Regions from separate parts of the Homo sapiens genome. Here region 1 is linked to region 2. The links are chromatin contacts, found by Hi-C in ENCODE. All regions are on one chromosome and are shown on one strand. Each heading gives the region's core, a stretch centred on a gene start or an enhancer-like site at or near the end of the contact. The rest is flanking DNA. Distances are from core to core; before and after follow the strand shown. Region 1 holds the start of PRR15 (proline rich 15). Region 2 holds the start of HOXA7 (homeobox A7).

What was found. A loop is a pair of places that touch in the nucleus more often than their neighbours do. Pooled maps may share reads with other maps.
Region 1: a pooled map shows a loop between it and region 2 (14-fold over the local background). The contact joins the promoter of PRR15 here to the promoter of HOXA7 in region 2. A Hi-C loop is called at or near these places in 3 of 37 single-sample maps with no recorded cell type and 3 of 50 pooled maps.

The regions. Positions count from the first base shown.
Region 1 is chr7:29,562,281-29,565,544 of GRCh38, reverse strand. PRR15 (proline rich 15) reads right to left here and starts at 1,710. Exons shown (of 2, transcript NM_175887.3): 1 at 1,168-1,710. It overlaps PRR15-DT (PRR15 divergent transcript), which reads left to right and starts at 1,854. Exons shown (of 2, transcript NR_183550.1): 1 at 1,854-2,157. RefSeq lists an enhancer at 1-87.
Region 2 is chr7:27,155,407-27,158,414 of GRCh38, reverse strand. HOXA7 (homeobox A7) reads left to right here and starts at 1,740. Exons shown (of 2, transcript NM_006896.4): 1 at 1,740-2,248. The coding sequence starts at 1,870. HOXA-AS3 (HOXA cluster antisense RNA 3) reads right to left here. Exons shown (of 3, transcript NR_038832.1): 3 at 2,487-3,008.

The DNA of each region.
Region 1 (3,264 bases), core at 461-2,960, 2.4 Mb before region 2:
TTCTACTTTTGACCACTTCTGCCTTGTGACTTTCAAAGAAGCATGTCTAGACTTAACTTCCCTTGAAAACCGCCATCCTAATTCTTCCTTTTACTCCCCAGAGCCCAATCTTGCGTCTGTTTGAAGTCACCCCCGGCTGACGGTTGAGATGAAGCCAAGTATCAAATGGCCTCTTCCCTTAGTTTTGTATTAAAATATGCACCGAGTCTGTACGACGCAACTCAACTCTGGAGAATTTCAGTTACAAAGTAAAGGCTTCTCTTCTTTTCCTTGTGCAATTCCCTCCTCCCAAGGAGAAAGAACGCAACAAGGAACTCCGAAACAATGTGCTTCTTCCCCAAGCTTCTAAGACCCCCCCTCTGCAGAGCGAAAGGCCGCTTCTGAGCACTTAGGTGCGGGTACAGCAAGCGAGACTCCCAGCCCACTTTCTGTGCGGGGTCTCTTGGGCGCTGCCACCAGCAACGGCAGGATTCGCCTGCGCCGCGGCTCACTTCCAGGTTTCCGCTCGGCTCCTTCCCAGCCCACGCGCCGGGCGCTCCTGGGATTGGCGATCGCGCTGGAGAGGGAAACTTCGGCGGTGTTTGTTGTAGGAGGTTCTCCTCCCGGAACCGCCAGGGAGAGGAAGTCTGATCGCCTACGGGAGGCGGCGGGGCGGCCTCGGCTGCGCCCCGAAACCGCAACACCGGCTCCTCCCCAGGATGCCCTGAGGACACACTCGGGCAGCGACTTGAAAACAATACAAGAAAAAACGGCCAAAAGTTCTTTCGGTACAAAAGGCACCCACGCCCTCAGGCACAATTAGCAACTGCGTCTGCAAACATCCCATTCCCTCCTACTTTGCAGATCGGAAAAGCAACCCGTACCCCCAAGTCATTTACTAACAGTGGTGGTAAGGTGTCCTGATGCTGCTTCCTCTCCTCTAACCTACATTTTCTTCTTCACAATCATCAACTTTGTGAGCACGGAAGGGCTTTGTACGAATTGCGCAAGGAAAAGATGGCAAATTACTCAAAAGTACAGAAAACGGAGTCCTGGAGCGTCCGTGGTTTTCAGCCTCTCTTAGGGCTCCGGGAGGCGGGTACCTGGGAGGTACCAGGCAGCACCCCAGGGTGACCCCCGGGGCCAGGCTCTGTCTCGGCGGACGCCGAACCACCCCCAGTCGCTCACCTGCTCGGGCTTAACAGGACCCGGAGGCCTCGCGCGGTGAACGCGGCCGAGAGCACGAAGGGGGCGCGCTCGGGTCAACCTGGAAGCCGGGGCTCGAGTCCCTGGGCGCGGACTTGGAGAGATCAGGCTTCTGGAAAGTGTACAGGTCGGAATTCCCGCAGCCCAGCTAAATCAAGTGCTGCTGCTGGTCTCCTCTGGCACCTCCAATTGCTGCGCGCTGCGGCGGAAGCCCGGGGCTCGCAGCGCAGTCTGTTCTGGTCGGAGGGGGCGGCGGCGAGGGGCCGCCAGACTCGCTGCCCGGGTGGAAGGTCCAGGGCGGCTTTCCGGGCTAGTAGTGTTTCATTCGCCGGCGCGTCCCTCTTCCCTGCTAGCACCGCCCGGGAGCCGGCTGAGAGATGGGACCCTGGCTGTTCACTCCGGCGCATCGAACTTGCCTACGCGTCCGTAGGAACGCAAAAAAGACATCTGCCCACCTGCTGGTTATTTGCCAAGTGATTCGGGAAACCAGAACCCTGGGGCAGCTGGGGGAGAAAAGAAAATAACCCAGGAGGCGGTCACCGCTGCCACAGGTGCAGGTAGGAACTTCGCGTTCCCACCCTCCAGGGGAGGAGATTGGATCAGGCGCCAGCCTTGAGGTGTCTGATTGGAGAAAAGCTGTGCAGTGCCGCTCCCCCGACCGACTCCTTGAGAAGAAACGGCGGAGACCTGAGACCCGGAGGCTGAGGCTGTAGGTGGGCTCCGCTGGGTAAAAGTTGCCGCAGCAGCTGTCCCTTGGCCCCATCGCGATTTATTTTTCCCCCTTGCTTTCCGGGTCCCGGGATCCCAAGTTTGTAACTAACGGGAGCGAATCCACACCCGAGCAAAATGTTTGCGAGTTTCAGGCGCCCTTAGTTGAAAGGCTGTAATTAACAAGTCCGCTGTTTGCCAGCCAGGCGCCGTTGCAGGCGCTTTCTGTGGATTGTCATTTATTTCTCACAGCAACCCTAGGAGGTAGGTATTGTTATTATTATTATTCTCACTCGACAGGCGAGGAAACCCTAGCACGGGAAAATGGTTGCTCAGGTTTGCCTGTCTGGTACGTGGCAGAGCAGGGTTGGAACCCAGGGGGCCTGACTCTAGCTTCTACGGTCTTAACCACCACAACCTGCCAGTCTGAGACTCTTAACACGACTCAGTGAGGATGTGAATTTCCTTCTTTCAGGCCTGGAAGTCCATGGACAGCCACCCAACGAGGGCAGTGTAAATCCAGCCCTGAGCCACTGCAGGAAGTGAACCGGGGATTGCACTCCTGGTCACATAAGAGTACTTTTTTTTTTTTTTTTTTTTTGAGACGGAGTCTCGCTCAGTCGCCGAGGCTGGACTGCAGTGGCGCGATCTCGGCTCACGGCAAGCTCCGCCTCCCGGGTTCACGCCATTCTCCTGCCTCAGCCTCCCGAGTAGCTGGGACTACAGGCGCCCGCCACTGCGCCCGGCTAATTTTTTGTATTTTCAGTAGAGACGGGGTTCCCCGTGTTAGCCAGGATAGTCTCGATCTCCTGACCTCGTGATACGCCCGTCTCGGCCTCCCTCCCAAAGTGCTGGGATTACAGGCGTGAGCCACAGCGCCCGGCCAAGAGTACTTTTTATTCATTTGACATAAAGATATTGGCACAGGGCATTTTCACTAATGAAGGCAGAGGTGCAGCTTGCTTCATCTTCCAGGATGCTCTTGTTTCAAAAAACGATTTTGATGTTCCTTGAGCTCATATGCAAGCATAACTCCCCTGAAGGACTGGGTGTGGAGCAACTGAGCATCTCTGTTGTGAAAACTGTTTGCAGTATAAAAGCAGTGAAAGACAGCCGGGCAAGATGGCTCAAGCCTGTAACCCTAGCGCTTTGGAGGCCGAGGCGGGTGGATCACATGAGACCAGGAGTTTGAGACCAGCCTGGCCAACATGACAAAACCTTGTCTCTACTTAAAAATAATAATAAAAAACAAGGTGGGTGTAGTGGTGCACGCCTGTATTCCCAGCTATTGGGGAGGCTGAGGCACAAGAATCATTTGAACCTGGGAGGTGGAGGTGGCAGTGAGCTGAGATCCGGCCACTGCACTCCAGC
Region 2 (3,008 bases), core at 491-2,990:
CAGAAGGCGATGCGACTGGGATTATTTAGGTCTTTTCTTTTTGTCTTACTCCCTCTATTCTCCATCGGAGACAAGGTATCATCTGATCCGCCATAAAGGCGTCCCCGGATGTTGTCCCTCACTCCACACCCCTACCCCCAGGCTTCCGTGGCCCGGGAGGAGACAGCCCAGCGCCCACCTGCCCCACCAGCCCCCGCCTTCCTACCCAAGCCCCGGTGGTTCACTGCGCAGGAACTGGGGCTCCGTGGCGTCCCGATCTGAACCCTCCCTCCACCTTTTGTATTCCTGGGGCCCCCTGAGAGGGTGCGGTAAACGGGGACGGCCTGGACCCTCTGAAAGTGATGGGAAGTGCTCAGTACACAAGGAACTAAACTCTACAATTTACAGGAGAATTTCCGGGGCAATTCCATTGTGAGGTCGGGTTTATGGTGTGTAATCGAGCTGAGCAGTAAAAGGTGGCCGGGCTTCCAGCGCAGCCGGGCAGTTTATGAGGCGTTTAGGGGAAGGGTTCTCCCCACCATCCTCCACCGAGCGGTGGGCGGCAGGGGCTTCAGCTGGTGCAACATGGTGCAGGGGTCGGAGGCCTGGAAGGTAGGAATTGGAGGCCTGGATGGGAGGAAGTGAGACCACTGTGCGCTCAGCTCCATGTGAGCTGGTACTTGGATAGGTGAAGCCTCCACAGCTGGGTGGCCTTTAGGGGGTGGTTTCCCCTATTTGTTTTCGGTGTCTTCAAAAGAAAAGGAAGTCCACAGTGGGTTGCAGTCCCTAGACGCCAGAGCCCCCTCTCCAAATCCGCTCTAAAGCATGTATTGTTCCCAGGCACCCCGGCCTACCCCAGAAACCTTCCAGTATTGGGAGTGCCTGGAAGGGTGCAGGCCCGAGATTTTTCCAAGCTGGGGGAAACAGCCCTGGCTCCCCATGCGCCAGAGGGGAACCAGAAGTTGTGGAAAGGACAAAGGAATCTTTAGCAATTTATCGGACTGCTGGAGCCAGCCAGGTGCCCAGGAGCGAAGGCACAGAGCCTGCAGCACTACAGCGTCCGGGAGGAGGGAGGGGAACCCCACGTTAATAAATCTGTTGGCAAATGAGTCTCATTAATAGATAAATATTTCACTGCTTCCTTTAGGGCGGATAAACAGTGTGCCTCCGATTAAGGAAAGGAAGCTGGGAGACGTTGACTTTATTCGAACCACATGGCTCCAGTTTGCGGTGGCAATCTCTCTGCAGCTGCAAGAGATGCTGCGCCTTCCCCGTCTGGATCCGAGTCTAAGTCCGGCCTGTCGCCCACTGGACCTGGGTGAGAGAAGACTTGGGCAGAGTCGATCTGCTCATAGCTGAGTCCTGCCCACAAGGCCACCGCGGGGCAGGCTGTTGCGGGGGACAGAGACCCTTCCAGGGTCTGGGCAGGCGGACAGGAGAGGGATGGGGAGGATCCCAAGCTTGGTCCAGGGCTCACTAGCAGGAGTCGGCGGGGGGGCGGGGTGGGGGGTGCTGCGTGGGGCCGGGCCGCCTGGCGTCCGCAGACCCCAGTGCGGAGGTTGGCCGCCAGCTGGGCGCTCCCGCGGAGCCTCCAGGTCTTTTTCCGCGGGACGCGCCAGGCCCGCCGGGCGCGGGCGGATTCTTTGGCCGCATATTTGAGCCTCTTGCCCTTCCATTCTAGGCGGCTGCGGGCCCTGCGGAGCGAGACCACCTGTGAGGACTGCTGAGATTGGCGGAGGCGGTCATGTGGGCGGTCACGTGCTGCGGCGAGCTCCGTCCAAAAGAAAATGGGGTTTGGTGTAAATCTGGGGGTGTAATGTTATCATATATCACTCTACCTCGTAAAACCGACACTGAAAGCTGCCGGACAACAAATCACAGGTCAAAATTATGAGTTCTTCGTATTATGTGAACGCGCTTTTTAGCAAATATACGGCGGGGGCTTCTCTGTTCCAAAATGCCGAGCCGACTTCTTGCTCCTTTGCTCCCAACTCACAGAGAAGCGGCTACGGGGCGGGCGCCGGCGCCTTCGCCTCGACCGTTCCGGGCTTATACAATGTCAACAGCCCCCTTTATCAGAGCCCCTTTGCGTCCGGCTACGGCCTGGGCGCCGACGCCTACGGCAACCTGCCCTGCGCCTCCTACGACCAAAACATCCCCGGGCTCTGCAGTGACCTCGCCAAAGGCGCCTGCGACAAGACGGACGAGGGCGCGCTGCATGGCGCGGCTGAGGCCAATTTCCGCATCTACCCCTGGATGCGGTCTTCAGGTAGGCGCAGTCGCTAGGCGGGCCAGGCTGGCGGAGCGGGACCGGGAGCGGGGAGCGCAGCGCTGGGGAGCGCGGAGCGCGGGGCGCGGGGCCGGAAGAGCGGAGCCAGGCTGTTGCGAGCCGGTAGCCCCGTGACTCCCGGCGCAGCCTTTCTGGTTTTAATTGGAGCGGAGGCGCCATTGCGTGGAGCCCATAGCATTGTATGTAAATGAGGCTCATAAAACTTTTTATGGCCCAATTAATGGGTTCGATCCTCGTAAATTTATTTAACTCCATTTGTCTTGGAATTTTAACATTAAGTTTGTTCGCTATTCTGTCTCTCTTTCTCCCTCCTCTGTCACCCTCCCTCCCTTTCTTCTTCTCTCTCTCCTCATTTTCCTTGCTGCCTGACATTTCTTTCTCAAAAGCTAGGAGAGCCAAGCCCTCCAGGGCCTCTCACCCGACCCTGTGCCAGGGTCCATTTCAAGATGGGGGCGAGGGAATGAGGACAGAGGGTCGGGGTGCCCTAGGAAGGTCCTGGGGATGAGGGCTCAGGCTGCTGGGAAGAGTCGCCCACTTGCCTAGCAAGGCAGGGGAATGGCCGGGCTCATCTTTGAATGGCAAAAGTGCAGCGTTTCCCACTTGCTCACACTCTATATTTACAGTTTTCCTTTGTCAGAGGAAGCAGGACATTGTGGAAGCTTAGCCGGCTGGAAAGGTCGGTTGTAAAGTTGAGATTCTGTGCCTTTGCTCATTACAGAGCTGCCTGCGCGTCTGGCAC